2 separate regions of the Homo sapiens genome follow, and region 2 is linked to region 1. The links are chromatin contacts, found by Hi-C or POLR2A ChIA-PET in ENCODE. All regions are on one chromosome and are shown on one strand. The core of a region is the stretch at or near the end of the contact, and the rest is flanking DNA. Distances in the headings are between cores, read along the strand shown. Region 1 has its middle 31 kb from the start of CCL20. Region 2 holds the start of SCYGR1 (small cysteine and glycine repeat containing 1).

Evidence for each region. A loop is a pair of places that touch in the nucleus more often than their neighbours do. ChIA-PET counts read pairs that join two places held with the same protein, here RNA polymerase II (POLR2A). Pooled maps may share reads with other maps.
Region 2: a pooled map shows a loop between it and region 1 (4-fold over the local background). The contact joins the promoter of SCYGR1 here to the enhancer-like site in region 1. A Hi-C loop is called at or near these places in 2 of 50 pooled maps. POLR2A ChIA-PET finds 5 or more read pairs at or near these places in 2 of 52 experiments (HEK293 and Panc1).

Annotation. Positions count from the first base shown.
Region 1 is chr2:227,780,163-227,786,017 of GRCh38, reverse strand. No RefSeq gene overlaps it. Among named protein-coding and RNA genes, the nearest start is that of CCL20, 31 kb to the left of the region's middle. Within about 2 kb of position 2,382, at least 5 of the 41 ENCODE cell types and tissues checked have a DNase peak (open chromatin) inside an H3K27ac peak, as active enhancers do.
Region 2 is chr2:227,386,297-227,391,893 of GRCh38, reverse strand. It overlaps SCYGR1 (small cysteine and glycine repeat containing 1), which reads left to right and starts at 3,945. Exons shown (of 1, transcript NM_001395402.1): 1 at 3,945-4,211. The coding sequence starts at 3,945. The coding sequence ends at 4,211. LOC124907993 (a long non-coding RNA gene) reads right to left here and starts at 99. Exons shown (of 2, transcript XR_007088113.1): 1 at 1-99.

The sequences.
Region 1 (5,855 bases), core at 1,133-3,632:
TAGGCACTGCCGTGGGTGGTCTTCAAGATGTTTACCCAGCCCCAGAAATTGTGTTTGGCTTTATATGTATAGCTATATTTTTCTTGGGAAGTAGGCCATAGTTTTCATCCCAGCCCTCAAGGAGTCCACAACTCCAAAAAGTTGAAGAATGGCTACCTCGGAGCACCTCTGCAAATCCTCAGATTTGCTCTAAAAACAAACAAACAAACAAACAAACTGTGTTTCTTCTTTTCAATGTATTTCCCTGAGCCTACTACACAAAGGAATTTCAACAGTCCAGGGTCTTTTTTGTAACAAAAGAGGCTCCAAATTTCCCTCAGTGCTTTCCTATGGTCAGAATTCCAGGATCCCGGTTATTTGAGCACCACAGCTAATTTCCCAGCTGTGGCACTTCCCCACTTCTTTCCTTTATCCTTGTTCAGACAGTTATGCTGTGCTTTTCCTACACTACTTGATTACTCCTCTTTTGAAAGTCTGACTGATAAACTGTTCCCAGGCCCTTTATCTCAAGCCTTTCATTCTCTGCCTGACTGAGCAGGTAGTTTCCTGATACTGGGACCAGAGCCAATCAGTTCTCTTTTGAAAAAAATTCCCAAAAGGGAAACCCAAACCTATTGAGAAATATGAAAAATGTAGAACCATTTTATTCCTGTCATCTATGTTTATCAATTCAGAGCTTCAAGTTAGACATGTAAAATGATTCAGAGAAAAGGGAATGAAATGTTTGAATCCACAGTCAGATTTCAGGGCTATAAGTGAACTCATCCAATTCAACAAACAAGTCCACCAAACACCCACAAATTTCATCAAAGTCTTAAAACTAGTTAGTTGCAAAATCAAGAGGGTTTTTTCCTCCAAATCATTCTCTATCACCAACTCCAAGACATACACACATTCTTTTCTTACTTGAATCAGCATTTTTCTTTTTTTTTTTTTAATGCTATCCCTCCCCCAGCCCCCCACCCCCCAACAGGCCCCAGTGATCAATGTTCCCTGCCCTGTGTCCAAATGATCTCATTGTTCAATTCCCACCTATGAGTGAGAACATGCGGTGTTTTGTTTTCTGCCCTTGTGATAGTTTGCTGAGAATGATGGTTTCCAGCTTCATCCATGTCCCTGCAAAGGACATGAACTCATCCTTTTTTATAGCTGCATAGTATTCCATGGTATATATGTGCCACATTTTCTTAATCCAGTCTATCATTGATGGACATTTGGGTTGGTTCCAAGTCTTTGCTATTGAGAGCATTTTTCTAATTCTATATACCAAAGCTTCTTAGCCACAAAAACAGGAACATGTCAACTCATCTTGCATGGCAGCAATTTTCCTGACTTTGGGCCTAAACTGGATAATGCAAATCATATATACAGACTTAACTGTGTAGCACCCAGTCTAAAAATATTTATAGTTATACAAAAGAGAGAAGTAAATAAAAACCAAAGTCATGGTCACATCTAACCAGAACAAAACTAAAGATTTGCCAGCTGGCTTCATGACGCAAGGTTTAGTAACTGACTATATCCTGGGCTCAGCAGTAGGCCCCTAGCCCCTCACTAAAGTATTAAATCTGCAAAGACAGCTCTATGCAGCAGGCTGGCAGTAGCTTCTGCCCATTATGAGGGTCAGCAGCCCTGCAAAGGCAAGGCAGAGACTCTTTGTTCAGCAGCTTCCTACCCTCATTTTCTTTCCAATAGGAAACAAACCACCCCAAAGGTCCCATCAACTCTGCCAAACCTCTCTGCTTCCCAACTGCAGCTTTACCAGAAGAGATAAAAAGGAGAAACTGCTTTTACTGTTTGGAAACAATCGTGGAGCTCATGTTCGGGAAAAAGTGAACACAGTGAGATCACACTTCTCCCTAGGTATTTGGGGTTATTTCTCACTGGTGTTATATGGATCTGGGAAAGTGAAATAGGGGACAAAAAATGAGATAACAGAAAAGGTCTCGATGCTAGGATTAAAGCTGAGTGGACAGGCCCGGTGCGGTGGCTCACGTCTGTGATCCCAGCACTTTGGGAGGCTGAGATGGGTGGATCACTTGAAGTCAAAAGTTCAAGACTAGCCTGGCCAACATGGTGAAACCCCATCTCTACTAAAAATACCAAAATCAGCCAGATATGGCGGCGGGCACCTGTAATCCCAGCTACTGGGGAAGCTGAGGCAGGAAAATCGCTTGAACATGGGAGGTTGCAGTGAGCCAAGATCATACCACTGCACTCCAGCCTGGGCAACAGAGAAAGACTCTGTTTCAAAAAAAAAACATTGAGTGGACAAGGAGGATATTCTAGTCAGACAGTCAGGGATCTTTAAGAAAGTGCTTGAGATGTGGTTATTCTACGTGGGTGGGAGGGGAATCACTACACGCTTTGAGAAGCAGAACTCTACTTGCTATCCACTTAGTTTTTCTTTCGTTTCGGTGACAGAATTTCTTCAAAAGCGCAATGAAGTTTCACTTCTCAGCTAGCACAGTGACCACCTCTTCCATGCTGTTTGAAGTTCTGGCTGTCTTGTGGGGTCCATTGTTACCACAGTAGAATCCAACCAAGGTGGGCATTGCCCCCAACTCCTGGTGTGACTAGCAACCCCATATAAATGGTTTTTCCCATTTCTTCACTTTGAAACCTCAGTCAATAGCTCAAGATCCTTACTATATAGAAGGAAGAAGAAAGGGAACTTCCTTTTTTAAACAACATTTACATAACACTAACATGGCTTTTATTCCAGACCTTTTTGTTAGTGATTTTCAAATATTAACTCATAACATTAAAAAATCCCAGGCTAGGGACTTTTGAATCCATTATTTACTCCTGTGTCTCTCAGAATATTTGGAAACTACTCATACCAGAATCACATGAATCTTGTGAACAGTGAAGCTGTCTACACCTTCTAAATCAATCCATACAACAACTGGGAGAGGTAAGTGTATTCACACCCATTTTTCTTTACAGATGAAGAAACTGAAACTCAGAAAAATTTATGTCCTACCGCAGGCCACATAGCTAGTAAGTCCCAGAGCCCCGATGGAAACGTGAGTCTGCCTGGCACTAGAGCTCATGCTCCTTCAGCAACAACATGGTACAGAATGAAATAATGTGGGAGAGGCTGGGCACGGTGGCTCACTCCTATAATCCCAGCACTTTGGGAGGCCGAGGCAGGTAGATCATGTGAGGTCAGGAGTTCAGACCAGCCTGGCCAACATGATGAAACCCCCCACTCTACTAAAAATACAAAAATTACCCAGGCGTGATGGCACATGCCTATATTCCCAGCTACTCAGGAGGCTGAGGCAGGAGAATCACTTGAACCTGGGAGGTGGAGGTTGTGGTGAGCCAAGACCGTGCCATTACACTCCAGCCTGGGCAATAAGAGCGAAACTCCATCTCGAAAAATAAAATAAAATGAAGAAACAATGCGGGAGGATGAACACATGGATGCTGCCTGCTACAACTTCAGCAGCAGAGTCTTGGACATCCACCTTGCGCAAGACATTCCTGAGTGGCACTGCTGTGTTTCTCACACAGCACCTTGGCCTCAGTAGACAACCATGGGACAAGGAAGACTGGGGACTGCATCAAGACCTGAGGTGAGACAGGAATGGAGTGGACAGCAGCTACAGAAGGTGGGAGCCGTATGAGTTCAGCTGTGGATCATCCAGGCAGAAGAACAGGATGTCACGATGCTCAAGAGTTAAGAAACTGGAGTGTCCCCAGAGATGACAAGCAATCTATGAAGAGACCTATTCAACAAAGTGGGTAGGGATGCAGAGAACAACAGAGAAATGAACAGAAAATAACAGAGCCCCATCACTGTGCCCAGTTTTCAGGACAGGCTGCGGTCCCTGGGGTGAGAGCAAAGTGACGGAGAAAAAGGCACGGCCGTCTCCAGAACTGAGACCTGGCCTTGGCCCCAGCAATAGGGCAGAAGCCCAGAAATCACAGCTGGATGCATGGTCGGGTTGGACCAGTGGCAAGGGGGCAGAGTCCTAGCACATTGTCTGGAAGGAGGCATTTCCCACTCTTCCGTGGACCACCATGCTCGCTGGGGAGGGTGAGGGGTAGCTTGGGTGCGCTGGGCTAAGCAAAGCTCACCAGATACTTTACTGATGTTTTTGCCAAGGCATTTGTATACTCAGATGAATTTTGATATCTCCAAAAAGGGGCCATAAGTCATTTCCCAAACATATTTGATCACAGTGTTACTGGCGGCGAATCCTTATGTGTCTGCAGCAACCTCAATTCTTGCCTCCTCAGAAGGAAGAATTCTACTAAGGGCCATAAGGCCAAAGGAGAGATTGAGGCAAGTTTTAGAGCAGGACTAGAAGTTTATTTAAAAGCTTTAGAGCAGGAATAAAAGGAAGTAAACTACATTTGGAAGAGGGCCAAGCAGGCGACCTGAAAGGCAAGTGCACTCTTTGACCTTTGACTTGGGGTTTTATACGTTGGCATGCTTCTGGGGTCTTGGCGTCTGTCCCTTTTCCCCGGATTCTTCCCTTGGGGTAGGCTGTCCGCATGCACGGTGGCCGTCCAGCACTTGGGAGGGGCCCCATGCACAGTGTGTTTACTGAAGTTGTACGCACGCTCCCTTGAGCTATTCTTCCTTTACCACGTGAGTGTTCCTATAAGGTCATATACCAATTAAACTCTGCCATTTCGCCTCTTAGTGCGCATGCTTGAGCCTACTCACCCAACGCCTGAGATCTTATCTGGAAGCTGCTGATCACCAGTTTCAGGTTTTTTCTATCTACTGAGAGACTGCCTTTCCCTGGCACTGGCTGTGACCAATTATTATTTTAGAAAGGCAGTTTAACAACCACCTGACCATCACTAGATGGTTGATGGTTGCCTGACATTCCTGGTGGGAAGTCGGGGGGGCCTCCCCTGCCCTGTTCATGTCTGACTAGCTACCTACTGTAACAACAGCATTCCTTTTTTGTTCTTTAACAGATCGTCTATGGTTATCTTCCAGGATATCAAAATAATATTTAAAAAGCAATGAGGTTGTAAGCTTTGGGTCTGTTAATAAAATAGATAAATAGATAATAAGGTAGTGTTTTTTAAATACACTCTTCACACTCAACATTGAAAATATGTCCTTAAAATGGAGCAATGCCGGGCCAGCAGGTGGGGATCCAGGAGTCCTAGCCACGCAGAGGGGACTGCAGGGCTGGAGACCAGGCAGGGCCAGACAGACACAAGGAGAATAATACATAGAAATGTGGTTCCTGGGCCAGGTGCAGTGGCTCATGCCTGTAATCCCAGCACTTTGGGAGGCCAACGCAAGCAGATCACTTGGGGTCAGGAGTTTGAGACCAGCCTGGCCAACATGGTGAAACCCCGTCTCTATTAAAAATACAAAAAAAACATATTAGCCAGGCATGATAATGAGTGCCTGTAATTCTAGCTTCTTGGGAGGCTGAGGCTGGAGAATTGCTTGAACCTGGGAGGCAGAGGCTGCAGTGAGATGAAATCATGCCATTGCACTCCAACCTGGGCAACAGAGTGAGACTTCGTCTCCAAAAAAAAAAAAAAAGTAGTTTCTGCTGTCAGATGTTTAGATGTTTACACTCCATAGCACTCTAGTCTTTTCAAAAAGGCAGCTGTGTCTTCTCTTTCACTTTATCCAGGCTATAGCAACATTTACATGACAGCTCTGCTGGTTTTCTCCTCCCCTTTTCATGGAGTCGGTCATTAATAATAAAATGTGGTATGTCCATACAGTAGAATATTGATCAGCAAAAAAAACCCTGCAAAGCACTGATACATGCTACACACAGATGAACCTCAGAAACTTCATGCTGAGTGAAAGAAGCCAGGCACAAAAGGCCACATACTGCGTGATTCCCCTTTATATAAAA
Region 2 (5,597 bases), core at 2,696-5,195, 400 kb after region 1:
GCCATGAAGTGAGAGGGACCTGCACAAGCCAAACACCTGGAGGGGGCTACTTTGCACCCGCTGTGCATTTTCCTAATTCACCATGGCTCCCCTTCCAATTTCACATTCAAGAACATTTCCCCAACAGTGTCCTACCTATAGCATCCCACGAACAACAGAAGGAATGACCAGGTATCTCATTTTAAAGAATGTGCTCTCTTTTATCTTAATATTGTTCTTCCTCAGGTGATTTGGGGAAGGACAATAATCAGTTCCCCACACCACACAACACCCCCCCTTTTTTTTTCAAGACAGTCTTGCTCTGTTGCCCAGGCTGGAGTGCAGCGGCATCATCTCGGCTCACTGGAACCCCCGCCTCCCGAGTTCAAGTGATTCTCATGCCTCAGTCTCCCAAGTAGCTGGGATTACAGGTGCCTGCTGTCATGCCCGGCTAATTTTTGTATTTTTAGTAGAGATGGGGTTTCACCATATTGGCCAGCCTGGTCTCGAACTCCTAACCTCAAGTGACCCGCCCCCTTCGGCCTCCCAAAATTCTGGGATTATAGGCGTGAGACACTGCGCCCAGCCTATTCCCTTTTTCTAAGGGCAGTGGCACCTCCTTCCAAAAGTTAGATTTGAAATGGTCCTACCCAGACCCTACCTCCTATCCAATGACTGAAGGGAAATAGTATCTCGGGGTTTCCCTCCTAGAAGGTGTGGTTTTGAGCATCATAACCGACTTCCCTGCAGGAAGAACAGCTCCCCTGCTCCATGGGCTATTGGGATTTCCTCTCCCCTGTCTAAGCCGTCAGTGATCCCAGTCCCCCGGGGATAAACACAAACACAAACATCTGAGAGCAGCTTTTGAGCCGCCTTCCTAACTGGCCCCATCTATCACAGGGCTCCTCCCTCCCCACTGTGCTCCAGGTCCACCATCACACCATTGTGTGTCCTGAGCATGCCCTGCTCTCTGAGCTGCTGGGTCATTGCATGCCTGGGCTCGGATGCCCTCCATTTTTGTTAGCACGTAGGCCTAGCCCTATCATTTGCAGGACTGAGATTTGAGTACAAAGGGAAGCCTACAGACGGTATGTTCAAATATTTAAAAGTGATAGATCATGTTACCGACTTTTAAATAAAATGTATTCTATCCTTCCGCCTTGTCAAATACGCCTTCATAACAACTAAACGAAAAACAATGTGTAGGCCCGGCACGGTGGTTCATGCCTGTAATCCTGTCCGTGGCACTCGAACCAGAGCAACTCCATTTTGAGTGAGGGCTGGAAAATGAGGCCGGAACTTGCTGGGCTGCATTCCCAGAAAGTTAGGCATTCTGAGCCTCTAGATGTTTATGGTTAAGGGAACAAATTAATAATGTTTACTCAACAGACCCAGACTTAGGAGTGTCTAGATATCCCAATATCTGGAGAACAAAAGCATTCCTAATTTTGCTTTAAAGATAATATTATAGATTCTTGCAAAATATAGTAATTAAGAAAATTAATCCTTTATCACAAACCCTTATAGCAGAGTACATCTCCCCATATACACCAGTATTGTACCTAGGGTGGGCGCGTACCTCCTCTTACTTTCAAGAACGTCCTACTCTGTCTATGGAGTAGCTGGTTCTTTCACCACTTTACTCTCTTAATAAACTTATTTTTACATTGCACTGCGGACTCGCCCTGAATTCTTTCTTGCGGGAGATCCAAGAACCTTCTCCTGGGGTCTAGATCGGGACCGCTTTCCTGTAACAATCCCAACACTTTGGGAGGCCAAGGCCGGTGGATCAGTTGAGGTCAGGAGCTCGAGACCAGCCTGGCCAACATGGCAAAAACTCGTCTTTACTAAAAATACGAAAGTTAGCCAGGCGTGGTGGTCAGCGCCTGTAATGCCAGCTACTCGGGAGGCTGAGACAAGAGAATCGTTTGAACCCGGAAATTGGAGGTTGCAGTGAGCCGAGATGGCACCATTGCATTCCAACCTGGGTGACAGAGCAAGTCTCTGTCTTAAAAAAAAAAGAAAAGAAAAGAAAAACAGTGTGTAAATCTGTGGTTTTGGGCAAAATATCAAAGACAGCTGAATTTAATCACTATTGTATTATGGCTAGATGTTCTGCTAATGGGGCAGGATGTTCAGATGAATAATAAAATAATAAAATAATACATAATTCAAAAATCATTTATTTGTTTCAGAATATTTTTCTTACTGTCATTTCAGCAAAATTCTTAAATATTTATAAATAATTTAAAAATAATCTGTATTCTACTGACAGTGATTTAAAAGATTAAAAACAAAATGTAACGGTATTCTAACTATAAAATTTCAATATATCCCATCCCTGTTTGAGACATCAGCGTTTACAGATAACCTTTGTTGAGTGTTTAGCATGTGGTAGGCACATACTAAAGTGTTTTCCTTGCATTAGTGTATCTAATCTGCATAATTATGAAATAGGTGCCATTGTTATCCCCATCTTATAGCTGAGGCAACTGAGGTTCAGGGATAAAGTAATAAAATTGCCTGGGGTCACGTCCCAAAAAATCTGAATAGATTTTTATTAAGAGAACAAAATAAAGGAAGTTAAAAGTAACAAAATTAAAAGTATTTTTCACATCCTTAAGAGTTAACTTTCTTTAAAAAAAGTCTTCAAAATTTTTTAAAATTCTTGAAATTTAAAGACATAATTAAAAGGCAAAATTCAAATTATAAAAAATGAACATCCAAGTTTTAAATAAAATTATTTAAAGGGAACTGCAATATTTATTGACCTTTAAACATGTAAGTGTATTTAAGAAAGTATATTATGAAAGTAAAATTATTAACAAGTCTAGTGTTTCATGTCCATTTATTGCCAACATAAAGAATCAGCCTATTTCATGCATGCTATATCGAGACCTACATGTAAACAAACCTAAGAAAAATATGAATTGTTTCATGGTGCAAACATTGCTCAGTGACGGCATGCAATTTTTGTAAATACCACACGAGCACGTCAGTACCTCCAACAATGGGGCAGAACGCAATGAGCAAGAAACTGGATTCTTGCCACTACTTACTGGAAATATTTTATTACACAAGAATATTGTTTAGTCATGCTGAGAAGAAGGATTTGACAAGTTAACCCATCTTTTCTCTTACTTAGGTATTTTCCAACAAATTCTTGTCACACTTTGAAGGAATCAATCCACAAACCTCTATGGCATGGAGAAGCTGGCAGCCCTTGTTTTGAGGTCGTGGGGCAAGAGACACGAAGAAGCAGGTCCCTGAGCAGTACCAGTCCCAGCTGCACATATTTAGGCTTCTGGGCTAAGCTCTGGGTCCTGAGTGGTGGGGGTGGATTAGGGCTTGCGTTTTTTACATAGATTTTTTTTTTTGTACTCTTGTGATATGTGGGATACTAAAGTGCACGTCCCAGGGCTGGGCCTAGATCTTGCCTAGATCTGAGGTTGGTACTGGGTGCATGAAAAACTCCTGTGATTATTATTATTATTATTATCATTATTATATTTGAGACAGAGTCTCATTCTGTCACCCAGGCTGGAGTGCAGTGGTGCGATCTCGGCTCACTGCAGTCTCCGCCTCCTGGGTTCAAGTGATTCTCCTGCCTCAGCCTCCTGAGTAGCTGGGACTACAAGCGTGCGTCACCATGCCCAGCTAAATTTTTGTATTTTTAGTAGAGACGGAGTTTCACCATGTTAGTCAGGATGGTCTCGATCTCCTGACTTTGTGATCCACCCGCCTTGGCCTCCCAAAGTGCTGGGATTACAGGCGTGAGCCACCGCACCTGTTCACTCCTGTGATTATTGAAGAATCACCAACGGTGGAGACCTCCTCTGTGAAGGAGGGCCCGTGGCACCTCGGCCACAGCTCTAAAATAGGGCTCAAGGCATGACATTGAAACTACTTGTTGCTCCTACTTGATTTTACTTGATTTTACTTGATGAGTCCTCTCTACTGACACCATGGGTTGCTGTGGTTGTGGAGGTTGTGGTGGCTGTGGTGGCTGCGGTGGTGGCTGTGGTGGTGGCTGTGGCAGATGCACCACCTGCAGGTGCTACCGGGTGGGCTGCTGCTCCAGCTGCTGCCCCTGCTGCCGTGGCTGCTGTGGAGGCTGCTGCAGCACTCCCGTGATCTGCTGCTGCCGCCGCACCTGCAGCTCGTGTGGCTACAGCTGTGGGAAGGGCTGTTGCCAGCAGAAGTGCTGCTGCCAGAAGCAATGCTGTTGCTAGGAGGGACCCCAGCCTCTGGGCAGGTGCCCTTTCTTGGGCTTGGATTTGTAGACTTTGTATACTTTCATCTCCTCTGGTTCACCTAAATATTGAGTAGTGGTGGCCAGGCGCCGTGGCTCACGCCTGTAATTCCAGCGTTCTAGGAGGCCGAGGCAGGTGGATCATTTGAGATCAGGAGTTCGAGACCAGCCTGGACAACATGATGAAACCCTGTCTCTACTAAAAATACTAAAATTGGCCAGGCCTGGTGGTGAATGCCTGTAGTCCCAGCTACTCTGGAGGCTGAGGCAGGAGAATCACTTGAACCCAGGAAGCGGAGGTTGCAATGAGCTGAGATCTCACCATTGCACTCCAGCCTGGGCAACAAGAGTGAAACTCCATCTCAAAGAAAAAAATACATATATATAATAAATATATATTTTATATATATATATATATATATATATATATAGAGAGAGAGAGAGAGAGAGAGAGAGAGAGAGAGAGAGCAAGAGAGAGCAGCATGTGATTTCATATAAATACACCTGATTAGAAGTCACAAGCCCAAATTCAAGTCCATGCTCTGCCACAGCAGTCAGCCACAAACAAGTCAGTCAGCCTCCCAGAGTCTTGCTTATTCACCTATAAACTAATAAGTTTGAACTAAGAATTAGTAAGGAGCTTTTCAGTTTTAACAACATGTAAATCTATTGAGATCTATTGAGTTCGCAGAACTAAACTCACAGGCTCTCCAGCCTCACGCTCTGAAGATTTCTCTTATGTATCTTATGCTTTTACATATATATACCTTTGCTATAGTGGGCATTAAAATTTGTTAACACGAAAAATCACCTTTAATCTCATATGATTCATCAGTTATAATCTGCACTGCAACAAAAACAGGCCGTAGCTTACCTGATGAAAGTTCAAAAGTTTACATTCATGAGCTCAGTGGAATGAAATAACGATTACTAATATATTCCATTCTTTCAAAACATTTACTAAATGTGGAAATTCTGTGCTTATTTACCTGCTTATATTCGTTGTATACTATATATTGGCTACAGCTTCTAGTGTTCCCTTATCTTCCTAAATATAATTTAATAAAACACTAGAAAAATATTGTATTTCACTGTGTTTGTTTTGATTTGTTTTTGTCTTTTTTGAGGGAGGGGTGAGAGTGATGAAGCTGATGTTTGGCAACACTTATTGCAAACTTTAGGAAGGTTGTAAGATGAAAGACAAGGGATATTCGGAATTTATTAGGGTAATATTAGCTACAACGAAGCTTTTCTTGTTGCTGTCAACTATCCTGGGCAGTTTTAGGTGGGCAGGAGGGGATGAGGATTCGGGCAGCTATTCTTCACTCAGTTATTTAGGGATCTAGGCTGAAGACAGCACTGGCAT